2 separate regions of the Homo sapiens genome follow, and region 1 is linked to region 2. Evidence: chromatin contacts called from ENCODE Hi-C or POLR2A ChIA-PET data. All regions are on one chromosome and are shown on one strand. The core of a region is the stretch at or near the end of the contact, and the rest is flanking DNA. Distances in the headings are between cores, read along the strand shown. Region 1 holds the start of UBE2E3-DT (UBE2E3 divergent transcript). Region 2 has its middle 150 kb from the start of PPP1R1C.

Region 1 (6,154 bases), core at 1,606-4,105, 1.2 Mb after region 2:
AACTTTGCAGCTTTTTTTCTCACTTGCTGCTGCAAACAAGTAAGTCATTTACACTTGATTGGAGAAATACTCATCCACTAGTACTCAGTAAAGAATATAATATCTATTTCAAAACACTTTTTACCAAAGAAATTCTCTTTTCAAGCTTATATGCAAATGAGACAAAAAGGGAGGAGGGAAAGCACTGGAATATTTGACAAGGACTTGAAGTGACTTTTACTGAGGTAAAAATTAACAGGCTACTGCAAGAGCACATTAACAGTTCTGACAATATTTTATCTGTCAAAAAAAAAGTTTAAAATTTACAAATATCTTTACTTGTGAAAAACTTTCAAAGACTACTTGACATTCTAATTTAACCATTTCTGTTTTCCCTGATTTTAGGTACAGCACTTAAATTTAATAAACATTGAGAGAAAGAGGAGAAAATACATAGGCCTGAGTTAAGGGGGAGAAAAGCAGTTCTCTGATTTGATTCAAATTTAAGATGATTTCAAAACTTTAGATGTGTCTAATATGTTCCGCATCAACACTATACCAAATTGAGAATTTTAAATTATGTCAAAGACTGCTGCCATTCAAAAATATTATCAAGTTATTAATACTTCATTACTGAGACAATAAGGGTGAAAATCCATAGAAAAATATGAGTATTTATGAATCACCACAGAATGCAATATTTGATCAGTTTTTATATTCTTTTTCCTTTAGTTATCAATAAAAATTAACAAAATGTCAAAATTGGTTAATGCTGTAAACATTATACATTTTATGTATAATTACTAGAGTTTGTGGATATTCCACTACTACTACCACTGATAAGAGTCTCATTGACAGAATCTTTTTTTCTCCATCAGAAAACATCAATCAATAGGAAACAAATGATCTTTCACTTACATCCAATTAAATATGTTTCTCCTGCTGTTGAGTATTAACTTGTCAAGCACATCCACAAGTTTCAGAGTGAAGAGGCCCAAGGACAATGCAAGTTTTCTATCACTAGTGACACCTCAAATTGTAAAGGGCTACTTTTCAGTTTGATTTGCCCTCACAAGCACAGGAAGGGATAATCATAATTTAACCAGGAAAGTTACCTGTGATATACGATTGAAAGTCATGTTTTGTAAAACTGTAAGCAGATTTGCAGCACAATTTTAAATCTGCTTTCAAATATAGCAAAGGCCTGAATTTGCAAATTTTCTAGCAAATATGATCATTTCTGATCATTAAGTTTCATGAAGAGAGGCACTGCTAATCTCTGGAAGTGTCAATTTCATTAAAGAAGATTATGACTCATAAAAGGAACATCCCCAAAGTACCATCTAATTTGGGTTCACCAAATTTTCCTTGCCAACTCCTTAAACAATCTGTCAGAATGTTAGTCTAATCTCTACTCAAGGACACTCTTAACTGAAGTTACCGAAGTACAGAATTAAGTTTGCTTAAAAGTATAATTCTAGTAATGTTGCTTACATACCACCTAAAGAATGACAACTCATTCAAGTACAATTAAACTGATAATGAAGTAAATATTTCTGAACTACTGCTATTGAGGTAAAACCAACAAAAGCGTCCAACCACCTGGAAGACAACCTGACAAAGTGTGCTGGATCCTTCTTTTACACATTACCTTTTAGCACTAGTGGATAACTTAGCAGTGGTTTTGCTAGAGAGTTTGGTGTTTTTCTTCTGCTGGGTGGCAGAAGGTTTTCTTTCCTCTTGTTCTTCAGGCTCTGGAGCGGCTGGGTCTCGCTGGTCCGCATCTGAACTGCCACTGCTGGTGCTGGGGCTCTCATCATCGGACCTTTGCCTATCACTGGACATCTTGGTGAAGTTATCTCTTGGAAAACTTTTAAAGAGAACAGGGGAGGAGGAGGAGAAAATGTTAAATCTAGGAAATAAACCAACAGCATTTTCTTCTAGTCATCTAAAATCGTCTTGTAATGAAAAAGCTTCAAAAGTGTTCACACTTATTTCATCGTACAACAGGGGTACGTACAAGGGAGGTGATGTGTCACACAACGCCAGCGTTAAGGGATTTGCCGAACTCAAGTTAGAAAACCCACTCACATTTTTTTCCGTCTCTTGGACAATCTATCAATTGTCTACTTTCTCAGAAGGCATGAAACAGATTTGCCAAGGAACTTAGGCAACAAGCATTAATAACATATGACACACTGTAAATAACAGATCTCGCTGAAAAATGTTTAAAAGTCACTAATAACGTCTAAATATTTACACACTGACATTGGTCAAAGCTACCAAATTCCCTTTCCGAGAGGAAAACACACCCTGTTAATCGCCCATATGCTTATTTAAGGTGGCGATTCCTCCTCAGTGCACGTAAAGCCTTTAAACACAACACTTGGAAATTTAAAAATCAACTAACGAGCTGCTCTAGCTGTTTCCACGGCCAGCAGCGAAGATTCATCCGGCCAAGACCGAGCTGCCACCCTGGGAAAAGCAGAATTCAAACTGCACCTTCTGCAAAGCTCCCAATGCCACCAAGGTTCCTCGCTCAATTTTTATATCACGGACCGACATTTTGTCCAAAATAACGAAAAAAATAAGAAACCCAGAGAAAAAACAAACAAATAAACAAAGCCCCAAGAAGTGCAACAAATTTCCGCGCCCGCGGAGGCGAGCCACGGCCGGCGGCGGCGGCCACGCAGCTCCGCGGCCCTTTGTGGGGAGGGCCGCGCGGGGGCCGCGGGTAGCGCTCGCCGCGCCGGGCGCCAAGTGATGCGAGCAGCCCAGCCGGCCCCGCCGCGGCTCGCGGACACCGGCGACGCGGGCGCCCGGCGCGAACAAAGCTGCCCGCCCCCGCCCCCTCCCCCACCGCCGCCGCCGCCCCGGCCGCCCCCCACGCGGCCCCCCGGCCCCGCCGCCTTACCTCGGCCGCCCGCCCGGCCCGCTCGCGCGCCGCTACGGTGTGGGGGAGGGAGAGAGAAAAAAACCCTTCCTTAAGGAAATGGAGGCAGCTGTGGGGGGGGGAAGGGGGGGGAGGGAAAAAAAGAAGCCGAGGAGGCTCTGGCCGGGGAGTGTGGAACATTGAAAGTCGGAGGGGGTTGTGCAGTGCCGGGCTCCGGCCGGAGGGTGGCGCCGCCCAGCGCCTTCGGAAAAAAGCGGGGGTGGGAGCTCGGCTGGGCGAGGGCGCGAGCTCCCGGCGAGGCGGAGGGGACGCGGGAGACCCCCGCGCGCTGTAGCCTCCCGCCGCCGCCGCCCGGCTCGGCTCCTCCCGGCCGCGCAGTCAGCAAGTTCCGAGGCGAGCGCGGGGGGGAGGGGCGGGCGCGGCGGCGACGCGCGTGCTCGCTGCTTGCCTGGCGGAGGGGCGCGCGCCGCCGACGCCCGGCGGGCGCGAGCTGTTCCCGCGCGCTCCCGTGCGCGCTCTCCACACCTCCCCTCACCCTGGGGGTGCACGCGTCCGCCCGCGCGCGGCCAGGACAAAGAGCGCGGCGGGGACCCGGCGGGCTGGCCCCTGCCGCCCTTGGCCGCGGAGCCTGTGCCAGAGAAGGCGGGGGCGCGGGCACCGTATCGCGGGGCCGCTGTGCCGCGGGGTGGCTTCCGGCCTGGGCCCGCCTCCGGGGCGAGGCTGCCCATTGGGCTACCCGCGTCCCCAGGGCTGGTTCCATCCCATCCGCCTGCGCGGGGGCCGTCGTGGCTCCCGGGGCCCCAGTACCTGGGCAAGGGCCCTGGGCGCGTGGTTGGGAGTCCCCCGCCGCCCCGGGAGACGGGAGACTAATGGGTGTTGTTGACGAGGCCAGGCACGCAGGCGGAGAAGAGCTGCCACTTGCCCCTCGCGTAAGCTGGAGGAAGGGACAAGTTGGGGTCCTGGGAATTGAAGAGGGTAGAATGTATTTGGAGATTAGGGGAACAACCTCTATTTCTTTTTGGCTCATAGCTTGCAACTGTCGCTGCCAAAGGGAAGTGTCCTTCGGATTATTTGAAACCTTAAAAATCCAAAACAGTGTTTAAAATGTCCCGCTCAACATTCTTAAAAGTGAAGGAGAAGAGTTTGGGGTTGGGGGGTGGCGATGAGAGCTAAAACATGACACTTTTCTGCGGGACTCTTCTGTCTTGCACATGAGGAGCCAGTTCTGGAAAGAAAAGTTCTGAGTGATGTTGAGTCAGAATGTCCACCCAGAAAAGCTTTAGGTGGAGATAGTGACAGTTTTGTTTGTTCTACCATTCTTTTTGCAGTCTCCAGGTGGACTCTGCGGTTTTTACCCCACGGCACAAAGTAGCCAGAATACAAAAACTTCCTGTTTGCCACCCAGGCCTTCTCCAGCTACTGAGAACTTGTTCCGGTGATGGAGCCTCAAAGGAATTTGTGGATTCCTCTCCCACAAGTGTCCAGGGGCAGGGGTGCTGTGAGAATGTGCAGTTCACAAAGGGAGTGAGAATGGCAGTCAAAAGATGTATAGAGTTAAGGGAAAGAAGAAAAGACTGAGTGAGCCAACGTATTTGCTTACTATTTCTCCTAATAGAAAACTTTTGGTAAAGGCTTGATAGCAACTCTAAAGAGTAAGTTACATTTCCATAATTTTCCAAAGACACAGTCATTCAGTTAACTTTATTGAGGGCTATATGTTGCTAGGTGCTGGACATACACTCATTCAATTGCTGTGTGACTAAAGCCAGGTCTCTACTCTGTGCTAAGAGCTCCTAGTCCAGAAGGGGAACAGTTCATTAAAGTTCGCTAGGTTCATAAGTAGTAAGGATATTCCACTCAGAATGAACAGATAGAATATCTCATGCCTCAAAAAAGATCATGGTCTGTGTGTGGACAAGCATTTTGATTTGGCTGGGTCAAAGAGTGCTTGTGGGAAAAGCTTGTTAGTGAAAATAAAAGCAGAATTTTCCCCCAGCTTTACACGATGTGATGTTACAGCAAAAGCCAGCCAATTTGGAGTTGAAGCTTTGCTTTGTTTGGAATGGGGAGACAGAAAAGGAAAGCTGTACGTTAAACATGGGTTCTTTTAGGAAATTTAAGAACAGAAATAGCCTGAAGGCCCAAAGGCCAATTGCTGATAGGATTTAGTGGGGTAAGGAGCTTAGGGGAGAAAGATATTTAGTTGTTTGGTAACATCTTCTACAGAAGAAATAGTATTGGGTTGAAAAGCCAGGGAAGTGTATTCTAATCCTCATTCTACGAAGTTCATATGACCTCAGGCAAGTTAAGTTATTTCAATTACTTTTATGTAAAAGGAGATTGTATCAAAGGTTCTAAGTCCTCTCCTGCTCAAAAATTCCATGATTCCGTGATTCTTTGGCGAACTTGAAGTCATGGAGTTTAACTTAACATTCACCCAACAGAATATTTAGGATCTACTAACTGCTTGGGAAACTGGAGTGAAACATGGGTCATGCTCTTAACCAAGCTCAATTGTGCAGTGGGGCAGCCAGAAACGTAGCCTGCAGAATGAGAAGTGCTGTATTAAAGAAGTAAAGAGAATGAGAAAAGAGCATTACTAATCATCAATTAACTAATAATGGAACTATTAATTCAGGTTGGAATTGTGGGGCATGAGGTAAAGGTCAAAGAAGGAAACATTAGATTGGTCCTGGAGAGAGCACTAGGGCCAGTGATAATGTAGATAATATAGATAATGCTCTTGGCAAAATACCTGGAATTTGGGTGTTCAACAAATAATACCTATTGTTAAAGTCACCGTAAAGATAATGAATGGCTCCATAAGGTTAGGGGCAGTAGTGCCCTGCCCCTACAATGTGAGGTGCCTGGCTGCCTTCATTCAGCTGACTCAAGGGGTTGCTCAAATGATTTCAGCTCACAGCTCCTCTCCCAGGTGACTTGGCATCACCTCCACCAGAAGTAACTTGTAAGGTGTAAATTGTTTCTAATGTTTAGTTCTTCCTTGTGTGACAACCTGTTTTGTAATTATTTTTTCTCTCTTGTTTTTGCTATGTCAATCCTTGAAATTAAGGATCATGTTTCACAGGCACTCTTGGAAGCATACAAATTTGACCTAATGCAATTATTTCATAAAATATAAAAAGGGCCCTTTTCCCATAAGGTCCCTCAGAATAGTTCCACAAGCAGACACCAGCTACCACAAAGAAGATTGTTTCCTCTCAGTCTCTTTTATTTTCTCTTGTTGGTGTGGGGTCCTGCCAGCCTCTCACAACCCTGAGA
Region 2 (6,285 bases), core at 2,555-5,054:
ATGTACTCATTCTAAAAGGTATTAAAGTGTACTAGAGTTCATTATTAAAAATTGATTTTCTGATGAATAATATCATACATGCATATGAACAAGTGAAAATAAAAATGTCTATTTAGAATTAAGAATATACCTGTGCATCAAGCATGAATCAATTTTACCTTAGTATGTGTGTGTGTTTGTGTGTATGAGTGTGTGTGTGGGCATATAAAAACTTGGTGGTTTCAGATGAAATATTAAATTAGAGATTTCAGACGGGCACAATGCCTCACACCTGTAATCCCAGCACTTTGAGAGGCTGCGGTGGGCAGATCATGATGTCAGGAGTTTGAGACCAGCCTAGCCAAGATGATGAAACTCTGTCTCTACTAAAAATACAAAAATTAGCCAGGCTTGGTGGTGTGTGCCTGTAGTCCCAGCTACTCGGGAGGCTGAGGCAGGAGAATCATTTGAACCCGGGAGGTGGAGTTTGCAGTGAGAGGAGATAGCGCCATTGCACTCCAGCCTGGGCGACAGGGCAAGACTCCATCTCAAAAAAAAAAAAAAAAAGACATAAAGTAAATTAGAGATTTCAAGTTTCTAAACTCCTTGTTTTCTAACTCCTGCTCCACTCATTGAAATCACAATTTTCCCACTGAAAAACAGAAGCAAGTGACAGCTACAGCGCCTTTTAAATGATAGTTTGAATGATATCTGTCTCAGATTACAAAAGTAATATGCATTTAATCTCTTATTTGTAAACAAACTCCATTTTGTTGTTGTTACAGATAGCATCTACATAGCATTCTTCACTTAGTCTGCAAGGTAGACTAGACATTCCATGGGGTCAGGGGTTTATGTTTTGTTACTTTGTTTTCCCATAGCCTAACACGGCTTGCACACAACATAGCCTGACTGTTTTTGATTGAATTTGTTAAGTTGAAGGCAGCTATATATTCCTGAAGCCTTTCGGGGTTTACCTCTTAAGATTGTTGCAAGAAGTAAGTATATTGATAGAGGTAAGGAACTTAGAGCCTGTTGATTCATGTACCTTAGTGTTAGCTATTGTTTGTTCATTTATATTGGCATTTGTTCCTGGCTATGTGATGCAAACCTATTAGGTTGGTGCAAAAGTAATTACAGTTTTTATATCTGAACATGTAATCGCTAAAATTCATTGAGTGCTTACATAAGTCTGCTAAGTTCTAAGTTTCGTGTCTCTACCAACTTATTTCTCACAGCAATCCTAAGAGATAAATATTACTGTTATATCCATTTTATAGAGAGGAGGACTGAGACAAAGCTAGGAGAAGCAATGCATTCATGGTCTTCCATCCTGGAAGATGCAGGCTTGGGATTCTGATTTCAGAGTTCATGCCCTCAGCATCGTTTTACTCTTTCAAAACTAAACCAAACTTCAAGAGATTGCTGAACTTGAGAGAATCTATGATTTCTTCAGCTGTTGAGAACCTTGCCATGGCATTGTGCTTGGGTCAATTTAAAGCGTATAATTTCTATAAGGATTATAGACTCATTTCTTCTTTCTAATCAAAGAGCGTTGCATTCTTTAAGTCTTTACCACTTTACCTGTGTTGAACATTTGGCTTCTCTTTCCAGCTCTTTTTACTTAGTCTTTTCTGTATACAGTTGTTATGCTAAATCTCCCTAATGAATTCTTTGGAAATATTGCTCCTTTTCTTAAAAACAATTTCTCCTTGTCTACATCAGAGGTCAGCAAAATTTTTCTGTAAAGGGTCAGATAGTAAATATTTTAGGCTTTGGAAGCCACATACCATTATACCACCCTCATCCTGCTGCTCCTCCTCCCCCTCTTCTCCTTTCCTTTCTCCTCCTCCTTCATCATTTTCTTCTCCTCCTCCTTCTGTTTCTTCTGATCCTTCTCCTTTCTCTTCCTTTTCTCCTTCACAACCATTTAAAAGTGTAAACTATTCTTAGCTGGTGGGGAGAGAGCATGCAAAGACCAGCTACATGGCAAATTTGGCCCACAGGCCTGCTCTGCACAGCACTACTATTTCAGGTCAAAGAACTTGGTACCCTAGGAAAAAGAATGAGGCTGCTTCTGCCAGGGACAGTCACCCCAGGAGCTCCAGCTTCTCCAGGCCCTGCTAGCCACCCTGAGGACTGCAAATGTCACTATCTATCTCCAGCACACCTGCCACTCATTCCCAGTACACACATCCGTTTGGAAGGCCTGGCTACAGCACTGGTTCTCAACCCTTAGCATGCATCAACATGGCCTTAAGGGTTTGTTAAACTACAGAAGTCTAAGCCCCATCCCCAGAGACTCTGATTCAGTAGTTCTGGGATGGGCCTGAAGCAAAGCTAATGCTGGTAGACTGGGGATCTCACTTTGAGAGCCACTGGCCAGCAGGTAAAGCTTAAACTCCTTAGCATAATTTTCAAAGCCCCTCACAGCCTAACCCAGCCCATTTTCAGTCTAGCCTTCATTACAGTATTCACTGTTCCTGATGCCTTTGCACTGAGTGCCTCTTCTACCTGAGTCTTGCTGCTCCCTTTGTCATCTTTACCTGTCCCTGTCCCTTCTTCCTCTAAGGATCTGTGCATTTGCCTGCTCTCTTGCAAAGCCTCTTCTCATTCCTCTAACCAGAACTCCATCTCCTCTTTGGATGAACACTGATCTGCTATCCCTCTGTGCGAAAGAATTGCAGCTCTCTGTCATACACTTGCTGCTAGATTTTTAGGGAAAAAAGCACTGAGTTTTACACACTGTAAATGTTCAGTAAATATTTGTGGAATAAATGGATGTGAATAAATGAATGAAGGCAGGAAGGAAAAGTGTATTATTATTTGTCCTGCTTGGTATGTGATTGAGTCAGTCCTTTTCAGATAACATCTCCAGTTAATTTAGTCAAAATAAGACCCACTTTTCAAGCACTTTAGATCTGCAAAATCCCAAAAGCCATTTATGTTTTTTTTCTCAGAGCAGACAAATGGGGAGTGCATCAATTCTTAATAGCATACTAAAAGCAAACCTGAATTATGTGAGAGAAACAGTAAGATCTCTTCATCTCTCTCTTGTCTGTATGCTTGGGGAGTTGGGTCTGCTGGTGTAGAGATATGTTCATAACAGCAAATCCTAAACTTTGCTAAGAAGAAAAGTTCACATTTCCTAGTTGATTTCCTACAGCCTTGACGATTAATAATGGGAACCATACAGGATTTAGAACAATAATGACTAATTCTTAGTCATTGGTGGTTGGTAGCTGCTAACTGTAACATTTTCTAATCTGAAGACATTTCTTAACCATTAATACTTTGATAGAATGGTAAAATAATGACAAAGAATATTTAAAGGGTCCAGACAGTATCTGACCCATTTTTTGGCCCTTGATGAACAGAAAATAATATTATTTTGTATTTATCCAGATACCATTAAATTTGTTACATTTTATGTGGAAGACTTGAGGCAAGAAATATCTCACCCAAGATAGCTCATGAAATTTGGCCTTCAGTTCAATTTTGGACTTCACTTTGTCACTTACCAGTGCTGTGGTCTTGGACAAGCCTAAATTTTTTCATCTATAAAATGGAAATAATTAAAGTGCCTATCTAATAGGTACTTTTGGAATGATTAAGTGAAATGTTCTATACAAGGTGCTGAGAATATCACCTGACACATAGAAAAACAGAAATAATATGAGCTATACAAATAAAAACCTACCTAGAGCTTCACCCCTTTCTTTTAAAATTAATTGATATTTACAGTTTCAAGAGCATAGCATGGCTTTAACTTTAGTAGCAATATCTTAAAAGTCCACATGATGGAGAGGTTGCTCCATGCAGAGTAGACCAGCCATTCCATAGTAAAGATTATATTATCATTAATTTACCACTTATGTCCTTGCTTGAGAGGAAGGCTAAATTATACATATATATTAATTAGATACAGAGAGAGATTAATATATAGATTTATATATATATGTGTAGGTAGATATGTTGATTTGTTCACTGGTTGCTATATCATGTAGATATTCTATTTGGGGGAACAATTTTAATGCAAATATTAAACAGAAAAATATCAACATAAAGATAAAATAACAGTAACCTTTGTATTTCCTAGACAGCTCGTTAAATAAAAAATATCTTCAGACATCCAGGTGCACTGAGAAGCAACAATAGCAATTTCTCAAAGAGGAAAACTATGTACACATACACATACACACACACACACAAACACACACACACACACACACACAGCAGCAAACTCCCCCAATTTCATGGACTCCTCATTAGCAAAACAAGCTTTCTGCAGAGGAAATGAAAAAGGAAGGGACTTTTCATAAGTGGAAACTGTCCATGTGAGAGGAACAGACTCATTCAACAAGCATGGTAAGTCAGCTGCAGTCTAAAAGTCGAGTGTGTCAACACTGAAATCACCATCAAACCTTTCCTCAGACAGAAATGGGGGCAAAAGGAAAATAGCCATGGTGCAAAAGACGCGTTCATGTGGAAATGACTTAGCAGCAGTGGACAGGAAGCTGCTAAGAATAAGTTGTGTGGCCAGAGAGGGAGAGGGAAGGAGCTGGCCTTGCCCTCCCTCGGGTCCTCTCCCTCTGGCTATCTTTCTCTTTTCACCGGAGGCACCCTTTGTGAGGACCTCCTCACCTCTGTTACTGTGTCCAGTTTACTCTGGATGTCCTCCTCTGTTCTCACCTGGCTTCTCCCTAACAGACAAGAATATGGAAATTATAACTTTGGGAGGTATTTGTTTAGTAAAGTGTTTTTCTGTTTTTGTTTTGTTTTGTTTTGAGATGGAGTCTCGCTCTGTCACCCAGGCTGGAGTGCAGTGGCGCGATATCGGCTCACTGCAACCTCCAACTCCAGGGACAGTGACTGCAACCTCCAGCTCTGCCAGGGACAGTCACCCCAGGATCTCCAGCTTCCCTAGGCCCTGCTAGCCACCCTGGGGACTAATAATTCTCCTGCCTCAGCCTCCTGAGTAGCTGGGACTAAAGGCACATGCCACCATGCCCGGCTAATTTTTGTGTTTTTAGTAGAGACAGGGTTTCACCATGTGGCCAGGCTATTCTCAAACACCTGACCTCAAGTGATCTGCCAGCCTTGGCCTCACAAAGTGCTGGGATTACAGGCTTGAGCCACTGCACCTGGCCCTTTAGTAAAGTTTTATTTCTCTGTGCTTAATTTAATAGAAATCAGGTTAAATTTCTTCTCTATCTTTCCTTTAGAAACCTTCTTTTTTATTTCCATACAGCAAAACATTTTATGAATATACATATATACATATTTAGTGTACATTTTATATATATGTGTATATATACATATTTTGCATACACATACATGTGTATATAGAAATGTATACAAGCACATATATAAATTATAGACACAAACACACACACACACTGCTCAATAGAAAAAAAATTTAACTCCACATTGCACAATGAAAGAAAACAAGGAGATTAATTTTGGCAACTGTATTTTCCCCAGAATATTGCATTAAATTATCTTCTACAGATATAGTTGTGGGTGTTTATGATGACAATGTCTATTTTTTAACACTGTTCTGCCAATACGACAAAAAACTTACTTTGAAAAATCTTATTTAGGTACTAACCAGTTCCAATTAACTCCTTCCTATATATTCCATTTATTCTGACAATAAAAGTGTGTAGCTCGAGCTTGTTATCATAGGCAAGTCCAGGATTTAGTAGTATCATTCCTGTCTTAGAATTGACCTTCATGTCATTTTAATTTTTAAACTATTGGGTGTTCTCAAAAGCAAATAAAGGACCAATGTAATATTTAAAACACTTGACAAATGTAACAAACAAGTGACAAATTCAAAACAGAAAAATCTATGTTTCATTAGGGTAAAAGAAGAGAGCAACATATAATTAGTCTGCTTAGGAAAACACATCCACAGAATATATGCTGCAGGAGAAATGTAACAGGAGACTCACTCATCTACTGCAAGGCTTTGAAAAATGTTGGTATCTGTAAACAATAAAGAAAGAAAAGATATTCTTCTCTAATTATTAAAGAGATGTTCAACCATCTGCAAACTATTTTTTTAAGTTCTTGTTGTTCCCTTCCTTTGATTCATGCAAAGCCATGTTGTACCTTTGCTACTTTTGAGAATAATGGGACTTTGAAGTCAATTAAACTCATTCCTCAGCTTGAAGGGAGCAGCAGGTAGAATGTTGTCTTTGGCTCCTCATTAAGTAGTATATTGTTCCTTTCAATGATCTAATATCTACAGCATAATCCACAATTCCGCAGGTAGGTCTGGGTGATTATGCTTTTTCATAT

What was found. A loop is a pair of places that touch in the nucleus more often than their neighbours do. ChIA-PET counts read pairs that join two places held with the same protein, here RNA polymerase II (POLR2A). Pooled maps may share reads with other maps.
Region 1: a loop to region 2 is called in a map of IMR-90, with 6 times the contacts of the local background. The contact joins the promoter of UBE2E3-DT here to the enhancer-like site in region 2. A Hi-C loop is called at or near these places in 1 of 168 maps with a recorded cell type or tissue (IMR-90) and 1 of 50 pooled maps. POLR2A ChIA-PET finds 5 or more read pairs at or near these places in 1 of 52 experiments (HEK293).

The regions. Positions count from the first base shown.
Region 1 is chr2:180,977,713-180,983,866 of GRCh38, reverse strand. UBE2E3-DT (UBE2E3 divergent transcript) reads left to right here and starts at 2,855. Exons shown (of 2, transcript NR_187176.1): 1 at 2,855-3,801; 2 at 4,201-6,154. UBE2E3 (ubiquitin conjugating enzyme E2 E3) reads right to left here and starts at 3,262. Exons shown (of 6, transcript NM_006357.4): 1 at 2,894-3,262; 2 at 1,631-1,849. The coding sequence starts at 1,824. RefSeq lists a silencer at 2,985-3,844.
Region 2 is chr2:182,130,295-182,136,579 of GRCh38, reverse strand. It overlaps a transcript of PPP1R1C not described here. Among named protein-coding and RNA genes, the nearest start is that of PPP1R1C, 150 kb to the right of the region's middle. Within about 2 kb of position 3,804, at least 2 of the 41 ENCODE cell types and tissues checked have a DNase peak (open chromatin) inside an H3K27ac peak, as active enhancers do.